Linked DNA regions of Homo sapiens: region 1 is linked to region 2. Evidence: chromatin contacts called from ENCODE POLR2A ChIA-PET data. All regions are on one chromosome and are shown on one strand. Each heading gives the region's core, a stretch centred on a gene start or an enhancer-like site at or near the end of the contact. The rest is flanking DNA. Distances are from core to core; before and after follow the strand shown.

Region 1 (5,008 bases), core at 821-3,320, 650 kb before region 2:
GCAGTTCGAGGTACAAATAACCACAGTTCAAGAACATTGAGTTCTGGCCAGGCATGGTGGCTCACCACTGTAATCCCAGTGCTTTGGGAGGCCAAGGTGGGAGGATTGCTTAAGGCCAGGAGTTTGAGACCAGCCTGGGCAACATAGAGAGACCCCATATCTACAAAAAAATTAAAAAATAGCCAGGCATGGGGTCATAAGCCTGTAATGCCAGCTACTCGGGAGGCTGAGGCCAGAAGACAGCTTGAACTGAGGAGATCAAGGCTGCAGTGAACTATGATGTCAACACTGTACTCCAGTCTGGGCAAGAGAGAGAGACTCTATCTCTTAAAAAATAATTAAAAAAAAGAACCGTGATTTTCACCACTGTTGCCAGCTCCCAAGTGATGGAGGGAGGGTAATAAGGCAATGGCCAACCCCTGAGCTCCACATGGGGAAACGAAGGTCTCCAATCACAGTGAAAGCAGAGGGCCAGGCCTGGAATTCAGACTAGCTGAACTACTCTGGCCTGGCTGGCCCAACTTCATTGTGCCTCTCCTGGCTCTGGCTTCCTTGGCCACACTTTGAGACCTACCTCTGTGCGGTGCCCACTGCAGCCACCTGCACCTTGGGTCCCTCCTGCCCAAGCAGGATGCAGAAGAGCCTCCTCCTGGAAGAACTCAGTGCTGCCAGGGCAGCACTGAGCACACAGGCATGGCTCCCCTGGGTTGGCCTTCGGGGCAGCTGGGGGACAGAGGTTTCCAGGAGAGGGGGTGCCTCGAATCCCACACCTTACATCCACACCCGGTCCTCCTGCACTGCTCCTCTGTGCCAGCGTGGCTCAGACGTTGGCCTCGGCTGTCACTAAATGGAATGCAGGATCCAAGCAGCGGCTTCTCGCAGGGGAAACAGGAGAAGAGTGGGGAGGGAGGAGGCAGCACAGGCCGGCTAGCTGCAGCCAGGGAGGGGAGCAGGACCCCTCACCCAGGGGGTGCCCTGGTGTGCCCCCTGCCTCTCTCCAGCAGGCTCCACGGGGGTGTCCTGCAGACGAGCGCCTAATGATCTGGTCAAGGCAGCTATTTAATCCATCATAGTCAATGTCATGTGGTGAGTCAAGCAATTTGTTACCAGTTATGCAAAAAAGGCAGCAGCTAGTGCTGGAGGGAGGTAGGGAGAAAGGCGGCAGGCAGGTCACCACTTTCACACGGGGAGCAGGGGGAGACTGAGGAGGGAAAGAAGAGGGGAGGACCTGTGGCCTGACTCCCAGGGTCCCCAGCCTAGAAAGCAGCCCTGGAAACCAGCCTGGGACAGGCCCTGTGGCCTGGCCCCTGCCTTTCTGCACATGCCCTCAGAAAGTACACAGAGGTGCACAAGGAGAACCTGGCTGCTGGCCGTGTATGGACAGATGCTGGGTCAAATAGGCATTTCCTGTTCCTGGGCATGGTGACAGCTATACGTAAGATGAGGTCCAGGGCAAGTGACTCTGCGCACTCCAGGATTGAACGCCTATTGATTGTGCTTCTGGGGAATGCAGAGAAAGGTCCCTGGATCACTCATTGAACTTTGGTGTTTGATATTATATATGCAGTGCAGCTCTTGGTAGCCCCATGGAAGACATTCCACGTGGCATAGAGAGGATGAGACTAAGAAAAGGGGACATGGGACAGACTCTGAGGCTGGCTTGTCTCCAAGGACAATCAATGAGATCTTTAAGTCTAGACTCTTTTTTCCTCTTCTTCTCAGTGTCTACAAGGCTCTACTTTGAAAAGTCCACTCCATCTAGCAATCTAGCCATCTCATCCTCTCCAAAGTGCCTGAAGACCAGCCAGGCTGGCAGACCCCAGCTCTCAAGGCCAAGGAGATAGCCTTGATACCTTGGAGGTCTCTGTCAGTTGGGTGAATGACCAGCCCTTGTCCTGATAGCTTTTCTCTGTTCTTAGAGTCCTAAATTTCCAAGGGGGTGGGTGAGGGGCAGGGAGGAGAGGGAGAAACAAAGACAGCAAAACTCTGTTGCCCGCGGACTCTTGCCAGGTGGGGTCAGAGCCAAGGCTGCCTCGCCAAAGACTAGAAGAGTTTTGCTTTGCCAAAGAGTCACAGCCGGGTGTGCTGGGCCTGCCTACCTTTTTAGGAAATGCTCCATTTCAGAAAGTAGAAGTCATTCATAAGAGCCAGGCCTGAGGGCTGCTGGCTGGGTGTGGCCTGTCTGCTGCTGAATTCACAAGAGCTAGCCAGAAGGTTTGGAGAACCTGCCCCAAATCTCTTCCTCTCTGAAAAATCGGGCAATTTATCCCCAGCACAGTGGATGGCCTCTTAGTGAAGACCCTGAAGTCAGCCTCATGAGGTTCCTCCCTCACTGCTCAGAGACCCACTGCCCACAAAGGGTTTTGGTCACAGCGCAAGGAAGCTGGGGTTGGCCTGAAATTGCATCTGATACTGACAAGCAGAAAACCAGGAGGAGCTGCGAGATGGAAGAGAGCAGCGAGAAAGAGGCCGGAGCGAGGTAGGCCTCCAGTTGTGGGTATTTCTGACCAGTTTGATGGTTTTCACACAGCCTCTCCTCTCTGATCTGCCACACTTTCATTATAAATACCTGACAGCGTTTGCACGAAAGGATCTTTTTACAACAGGTCTAATGAAGGGTTCGGCTCCAGGTATATGGGAGAAGATGCTGGACTTGATGATGGCTTCTAAATGGTATGAATGTGAAAAACCTCAGAAAATAATAAACACATTTCAAGCGTTATACCTGTTTATTTCACACTTTCTTTAATATACCAATTATTCATGTAACACCTAAGTGAGAAATGCGCTATATCTAGCAATCACTTACAAGAATTTGCTAAACAGTAGCACAGCGGATATGTCCATCACCCGATCATTTATCTTCCTTCTATAACCGTGAACTTGCTGGCAAATGGGGGGTAAAGTTGATTTAATCTTTGGGCTTAGAAAAAAAAAAAAACCCAGAAGATATTTGTGATTATGAGACATTTGCTTTTCATTTCCACAGCCAGTTAGGATTCACAAACATGAAAATCCATTATGGAATGGTGTATAAACTGTGACCACGTCTTGTTCAGTCAATTAGTGAGCTGAGCCCGGGTGTGCTGCTTATCTGATAATCTGCATCTTTAGCTTGACAAAAATAAAGAAAATATTCAGAGATGGGGTTTAGAGCAAAGGAGGCCTTGGTTCATCCAGCCACACTTTGTATCCAGACACCCACATGCCTGACCCATTTTCTTTCCACATCCTAAAAATGGGTCTAACAAAAGAAGGTGATCAAATAAGTTGCCGGAAGGGGAAAAATGGAAAAAAAATCCCACTGCATTCCTGGGGTGTTGGGTACCCCTTAATTTAAACAGTCTCTCCATATCCTACTACTTGAAACCCTTTGTGCTGCCTCGATACCTTTATACAACACCAATGGATAATTTATCCCAAAATGGATGCTATTTTTGCTTTGCAAGAATTTGATGCATAGTGACTTGTGCATGGAAATTACTCTGCACATCTGTATTCTGATTATGATATTTAGTGCAAGGGTCATGAATAATAATATTGCTAAATATGCTTGTTGCCATCTATAAATAAAGGTTATCACACTAGAGAAGGTTTTGTTTTGGAGTGGCAGAACAAGGCAGGTTAGTTGCAAGACAATAGACCTTTAATTTTAATATGAAAATAAATACTTAAATTTATAAATATTCAAAAGATTTCCAAAGTGCAGGAGAAACATATCCATACCTAGTCAGTATGTGAGTACTAAGCTTTCCAAACTGCACTGAGAAAGTTTTCCAAGGCCACCTTCGTAGAGTTGAAAAGGAATTCTGAAGGGTGGTGCCCCTCTCCAAGGGATGTGTTTCTCTTGTCCTTCAATAAAATTATAGTTGGCAATTGAAAGTCCAACACAAACTATTTTCTTTCCTCAAACTGCTCCAGCAACCCATCAAAGCTGGCTGTGACTCAGAGAGAAAGGACACTGTGAAACAGTGGAATGGGGTGGCCAAGGAACAGTGATAGGATTTGGCTGTGTCCCCACCCAAATCTCACCTTGAATTGTAATAATCCCCTCATGTCAAGAGCAGGGCCAGGTGGAGATAATTGAATCGTGGGGGCAATTTCCCCCATACTGTTCTCATGGTAGTGAATAAATCTCACAAGATCTGATGATTTTATGAACAGGAGTTCCCCTGCACAAGCTCTCTCACCTGCCGCCATGGAAGACATGCCTTTGCTTCTCCTTTGCCTTCTGCCATGATTGTGAGGCCTCCCCAGCCATGTAGAACTGTGAGTCCATTAAACCTCTTGCCTTTATAAATTACCCAGTCTTGGGTATGTCTTTATTAGCAGCATGAGAACAGACTAATACAAACAGCCTGGGAGAGAAGGCAGTGGCAGTCCTGCACAAGTGTGAACAGTAAGGACACCCTCGGATCCCTGCCCTGACATCTCAAACATAACCATTGCTATATAAGAAAAATGGCCACTTTTCCTCTGCTAGTATCTACTTCTGGTCTGAATTCTCTTCCACCAAATGAGTGGGTGGCATTTGTCTTCATCATCCCTTTGAATTATCAGTTGTCTGTTGACATTGATCCAACAGTCTGGGAAGCAGGCCAGCTGTGCTGGGCTCTCCCAACCATACACATCTGGGCCATGCACAGGCCAGTGTGATTCAGGCCACACCAGAAGTCCTTGGTCTTCTCCTTTCTGCAGGTGCCCTTTGCCCCTTGCCAGTTTCTTGCCACCTGGGAAGGTTAGCAACCATCCTTCCCAAGGACTGGCCTTCCCTTCAACAGCTGGACATCTAAGAGGCTTTGTTTTATAAATGGGAACCACAGAAAACAAACACCAGAACTGGAAGCATCCTCTGAAGCAATCAAGTCCAAGCCTCTCACTCTGCAGCTGGAGGAACTGGCCCCAGAGACTGAAAGGGGCTCTGTGAGGTCACAGTACAGTGAGACCTGGACTCCAGTCTTCTGCCCCACATCTCCACTCCTCCTGGAACTGAAACAATGGGTGCTTA
Region 2 (5,559 bases), core at 2,613-5,112:
AAATGAAGATTAAATAAAACCTTTGGGGGGGGGAAGGAAATCAACTGGAAGATGGTTGTTTGAATAAATTATATATATCAGCTCTGAAGTAACCAAGAAATAAACCTGCCTAACCGGCATTCAAACCAGCCAAGAGCCATTTTTCAGGCTCAGAAAGTGTTTTGCAATTAAAGTAACATTCCAATTTTCGTTAAAATTAAAATAAGTTTTATCAATAGCTTTTTTTGGAAAAAAAAAAATCCCATCCAATTTTACAAACTTTTAGGTAAAATAATAAAATTGTGTACTTTTAAAACAATGGTGTTTTCCTATGTAAAATGTGTAAATATTTATATAAACGTAACTGGAACCACCCTATACATACTGTCCTAGTTTTCAATGCCTACGTAACAGCTCCTGATTTATTTAACCAATCCCCCAATGTCAGACTTTTAGTTTTTCTCTTTATAAACAAAGCTGCAGGGAATGTTTCTTACATGTTTTATTGCTAGATCAAAATAGAAACAAACCGAAGTTCTAACTAAAATAAATTGTTTTGGAAATGTTTCACCATTGACTGTAAGTGAAAGCAATGTTAAAATATTTGATCCTAACCGCTGACTACAGATATTGTCACTTAGAGGTTGTGGCTTGTTCATGCCCCTTGTCTGTCCTCTTCCTCAGGTTGCCAATTTTTTGTCCTTTTTATTCCATGTTCCAGAGAACATACAAGAAAAAAAGAGAGAGAGAGCGTAAAACTTGTTATACTCCTTAGCTGAATTTGGAAAAAAAGAAAGAGCAAAACTAATGAGCAACATTTAAGCCACATTACCTACCAGCCCCTCTCAATCAAGGCTCCCAGAGAAGATTATGCCCTAAGCCTAAGGCACCCACTGTGTGTAAGGAACTCATTTCTCTCTCTGCATCTACAGCCAACTAGGTAGGTACCCTCTCAGGGAAAACTGAGAACAGTCATTCAAATCATTTTCTGCAGAGTTTAACTCTGTCTCACAAAACCCATGTAGGGAAAGGCCAAGAGCTTAAAAGCATGTTTGATTCATCTTTCATAAAGGAATACTAAGTGCCACATATGAAGCTACTATGACATTTTCCCCTTCTACACTCAGGATGTCACTACGCTTCTACTTTACTAGAACTCACTGTACTCCCACAACTGGGCCAGCTTTAAAGCCTAAATAAATTGCTTCACAAAAAATTTTCACTGCCGATTTACTGGGTAGTTTTCCTGTACTACACTATAATTACAGTGCAGCTATCTAATCAGTTTATTTTGTGGCCTTGTGGGTCTCCTGTCCACTGAAGCAAATGCTTCTATTAAATAAAGATAGATTAAATACTGACGCGCTTTTTCCTGAACTGGGGATAATTTTACACACCCATGACAGATATACGTGGTTATTTTGTGTGCCGAATTAACATTAACACAACACAGAAAAATAATTTGGTAGCACAGTCAATGTCTACAGAAAACAGTCATTCAGTTTGCCACAAGACTGTAACTGAAAAAGCAGTTACTCTCTCTTCCAATGTAACTCAACACGATACCAGAAAGCTGTTCAGAGCACCCCAAAAAGTATCCTTTGCATTTCAGTCACACTAACATCAGAATAAAACTAAGGATATCTTTTTAATATGCCAAATGGCAGAAAACATATCAAGTCAGCATTATGCACGTATTATACACTGAAGGAGGTGAAATTAACCCACTGCAGCAGAGGAAAGGCAATAGAAACACCATCCTCTGAGGGTCTGTGTCACATTCTCTGAAAGAATAAAAAATGCCAAGTTTTGGCAAAAGGAGTAAGATTTCATGAGGGGCTGTTTTTTCTTTCTTCTTTTTCTATCTTTCTCTTTTAAAAAAATACATTAATGTCTTCTAATTTAAAGACGCCAAACTAGTTAAGTTTTATATATATATATATATATATATATATATATATATATATATATATATATATATGAATGACAGGGTCTCACTCTGTCGCCCAGGGTGAAGTGCAGTTGCATGACCATGGCCCACTGCAGCCTCAAACGCCTGAGCTCAAGTGATCCTCTCACCTCAGCCTCCCAAGTACGTGGGACTACAAGCGTGCACCACCATGGCCCGGCTAATTTTTTGTATTTTTTTGTATAGACGGAGGTCTCCCTGTGTTGCCCAGGCTGATCTCGAACTCCTTGGCTTCAAGCAATTCCACGACCTTGACATCCCAAGCAGCTGGGATTACAGGTTTGAGTCACCACCCTAGCCACTGGATTTTTAAACCTTCATCTTGAAAACATGGCTTCCAAACCTAACAGTTGCGTTATTAGAGAAAAATGGCTGAGAAATGAAAATCCAACCCACAAAATAATTTAAACCAACCAGAACAAAGAAAGATTCCCGCAGTTCATCCCAACAGGTGGTTTCCAAGCAAACGAGGGTTTTTTAAGTTCTATCAAAACCCCCATCTAGTAGAACTGAGTATATTTTTGTATCTATGTAAACAGTCGTTCTTATACAGGAATGTTCAATTAAAAAGTTAAGAACTTTTAAACTGCTTATAGTGTTGAAGCAACTTCCTAACCCTTTATAATCCATGCTCTTCCAAACATGACATAAAATATTTTAAGCAAATTAAATACTGCTTTTCAAAGTAACAATTTCAAGACACTTGAGGGGACAGAATCAATCTGAAAGACCACAGAATCCACAGAAAAATCAGATTTAACAATAAAACTATTTCTTAAATTGGGAATACTTCTTTATATAAAGTCCCACTAGGAAACACAAAACTTTGTACCCTTTTCACCAGTAGTTTAAAACTCATTTATTATACGATGAAATTAAAATTTGTAAAAATGAGCCGGGTGCGGTGACTCAGGCCTATAATCCCAACACTTTGGGAGGCGAGGTGGGGAAGGGTAGGAGGGGGAGGATCGCTTGAGGCCAGAAGTTCGAGATTAGCCTGGGCAACATAGTGAGACTCTCTTTTTTTTTTAATGTTTAAATGGCATTATATTGTGACAAATATTAAATAACCAAATATTGCACAGGAAGCATTATCATGACAAACGCGGTAAAACTTTTCCGTGCAATCAAAGAGCAACAAACAGTACACATTTTAAGCAATGTTTAGGTCATTACAAGCTACAAATATTAAGGCGAACGCTTCCGTTGACAGCGTGCTGCCCCCGCCCCCAAATTCCCACGCGCTGCCGCACGCCTTCAGCTCAGAAGCCCCCTTTCCTGGGCAGGCGAACGGGCTGCACACCCCTCACTCCGCTGCGAAGTCAAAGGGCTGCAGACAAAGACAACAGAAGCACGTGACAAAAGTTTATCCCCGTTCCCTCCGGGGGCCCGGGCAGCTGGGCCTAGGCCACGCGGGGCGGCGGCCCAGAGCACAGGCAGGGGCAGCCCGGCGGGCGGAGGCGGAAGCGGCGCGGGGCTGCTAGTTACCTTTTCCTGCTCCTCGCGCAGCCGCGCCACATCCGGGGCGCGCAACGGAACCAGGGCAGGGGCCGGGGCCGAAGGGGGCGAGGGGTCGGGGGGCGTCTCCACGGTGGGCGCCTCCATGACGGGCCCGCGGGCCTCAGCGCGGCGTGTGAGTCCTGAACCAGCGCCTGCGCAGGCGGCGCGGCCGGCAGTTGCCCAGCGCCCGCGCGCCCGCCCTCAGGCACCGCGCGCCCCGCGCCCAGGAGGCCGCGCCCGCCGCCGCCGCTGCTGTTCGCGTCCGCGCCGCCCGCTGCCGCATCTCACACGTGCATGTCCCCGCCGCCGCCGCCCCGCAGCGGGCTCCGAGTAGCAGGCCGCCTGCCAGGTACCGAGACGCCTCTCCGGTGCGGGCCCAGCCAGGCGTCGCGTGGCGGCCGCGCCTCCCCACACGCCCCGCCTCTCGCGGCACGCCGGAAGCAAGCGCGCAGGCCCCGCCCCCGACACGCCCAGCTCGCGCAGGCCCCGCCCCCAGGGGAGTGCGCTTGATGCGAACCGCGTGGCTGGGGCTGGCGGTGTCCGCGCTGGGCTGCGTTTGTATCCCTCTGGAAGCTTACATTTTATGCCGATATTTCTTTCTTTTTTTTTTTTTGAGATTACGTATATGAAAGCACTAAATATAGGCTTTGGAACCTTAAAAAAAAAAAGCTTACATTCTATAGAAGCTCCACGCCCAGGAAACGCTCGGCAACAAGAGCCGCGTGTCGCCTTGAGTGCCCCATCTCCCTCCCCGTCGTTTGGCGCTGCATCTGTATCTAGGAGCTTAATTCATGTACTAGAGCTGTTTCATAAGCACATTTAATTTTAGCAAATTCAACTCTTTCTGTGCCTTTTTAGTGAGTTGAAATATACAATTATATTTTGCATGTTCATTAATTACTGTACACATTGTATTTTCTCTTATATAAATTAAGCTACTGTACTAATTTTAATATGCTGCTATGAATGGACTAAGAAATTTTCCAAGGATAACTTTGCCCCCACTTTTCTTTTTTTTTTTTTTTTTTTTAAGAGACTGAGTCTTGGTCTGTCGCCCGGGCTGGAGTGCAGTAGTGCCATCATTTCTCACTGCAGCCTCAAACTCCTAGACTCAAGCGATCTTCCCACCTCAGCCTCAGGAGTAGCTGGGACCACTGGCCCGCACCAACACATCCTGTTAATTTTTCTATTTTTTGTAGAGGCGGGGTCTCCCTATGTTGCCCAGGCTGGTCTTGACATTAAGCGAGCCTCCTGTCTTAGCTAACCTCCTGTCTTGGATTCCCTGAAGTGCTAGGATTACAGGTGTGAGCTACCACACCTGGCCGTTCCAATTATTTTAGAACTCCTGTGCCCACTTCCTCCTACAGCCCTTTGTACAGCCTCCTATTAACCTAACTGCGTGAAAGTGGCCTTGCCTTATCTGCTGCAGTCGCTAGCAGTAAAGATGGGTCGTGTTCGTTCCACATCATACAGACAAGTCTAGGCAGAGAGATGCCTGCAGAGTCACAGCCTGGTGTGCCTGCTTGCTCTGCTTCTCTTCCCTCACTCCTGCCCAGCTCCCAAGTCCAGATCCACCCTTTTTTTCCTTTTTATGGCTTCAAAGGAAGAAAGCAAGGACAACTTGGGAAAAGATAAATGTTCATTCCTGTCTTTTCCTCACTGCATATCCAACCATCATCACCTCTGGAACAGCCAGGACCTGACCATTGTTACCATCTCTTCTACCACCACCATCCTCTCTCCATCCCCAGCCACCTCAGCAACCATTGATCTGGCCTTGCTGCCCCTACTCTTGTCCCTTGTAATGGAGATCGGCTGCTGCCCACCCCACTTCCCCTCGTTTAGGGGCTTAACCCGCGACCACATAGTCCTGTGCCTGTAGGAAGCTGACCCACCCCCTAGCTCCAGGCAAAGGGGGTGATGCATCTCCCTTCTAAATAGTTGGTTCAAGAATGGGTGTGCGATGTCGTCCAAACAGAGACTTCCTGGAGGCTTCTGGGAAGGTTCTTTTTTTTTTCCTCTGTTGCCCAGGCTGGAGTGCAATGGTGCCATCTTGGCTCACTGCACCCTCTGCCTCTTGGGTTCAAGCGATTCTCCTGCCTCAGCCTCCT

Evidence for each region. ChIA-PET counts read pairs that join two places held with the same protein, here RNA polymerase II (POLR2A).
Region 1: POLR2A ChIA-PET joins it to region 2 with 19 read pairs in OCI-LY7. The contact joins the enhancer-like site here to the promoter of URI1 in region 2. POLR2A ChIA-PET finds 5 or more read pairs at or near these places in 4 of 52 experiments (H1, HEK293, OCI-LY7 and 1 more).

Annotation. Positions count from the first base shown.
Region 1 is chr19:30,590,625-30,595,632 of GRCh38, reverse strand. It overlaps a transcript of ZNF536 not described here. Among named protein-coding and RNA genes, the nearest start is that of ZNF536-AS1, 77 kb to the left of the region's middle. Within about 2 kb of position 2,070, at least 2 of the 41 ENCODE cell types and tissues checked have a DNase peak (open chromatin) inside an H3K27ac peak, as active enhancers do.
Region 2 is chr19:29,940,542-29,946,100 of GRCh38, reverse strand. It overlaps URI1 (URI1 prefoldin like chaperone), which reads right to left and starts at 3,862. Exons shown (of 11, transcript NM_003796.3): 1 at 3,437-3,862. The coding sequence starts at 3,553. RefSeq lists a silencer at 3,337-4,006 and an enhancer at 4,027-4,116.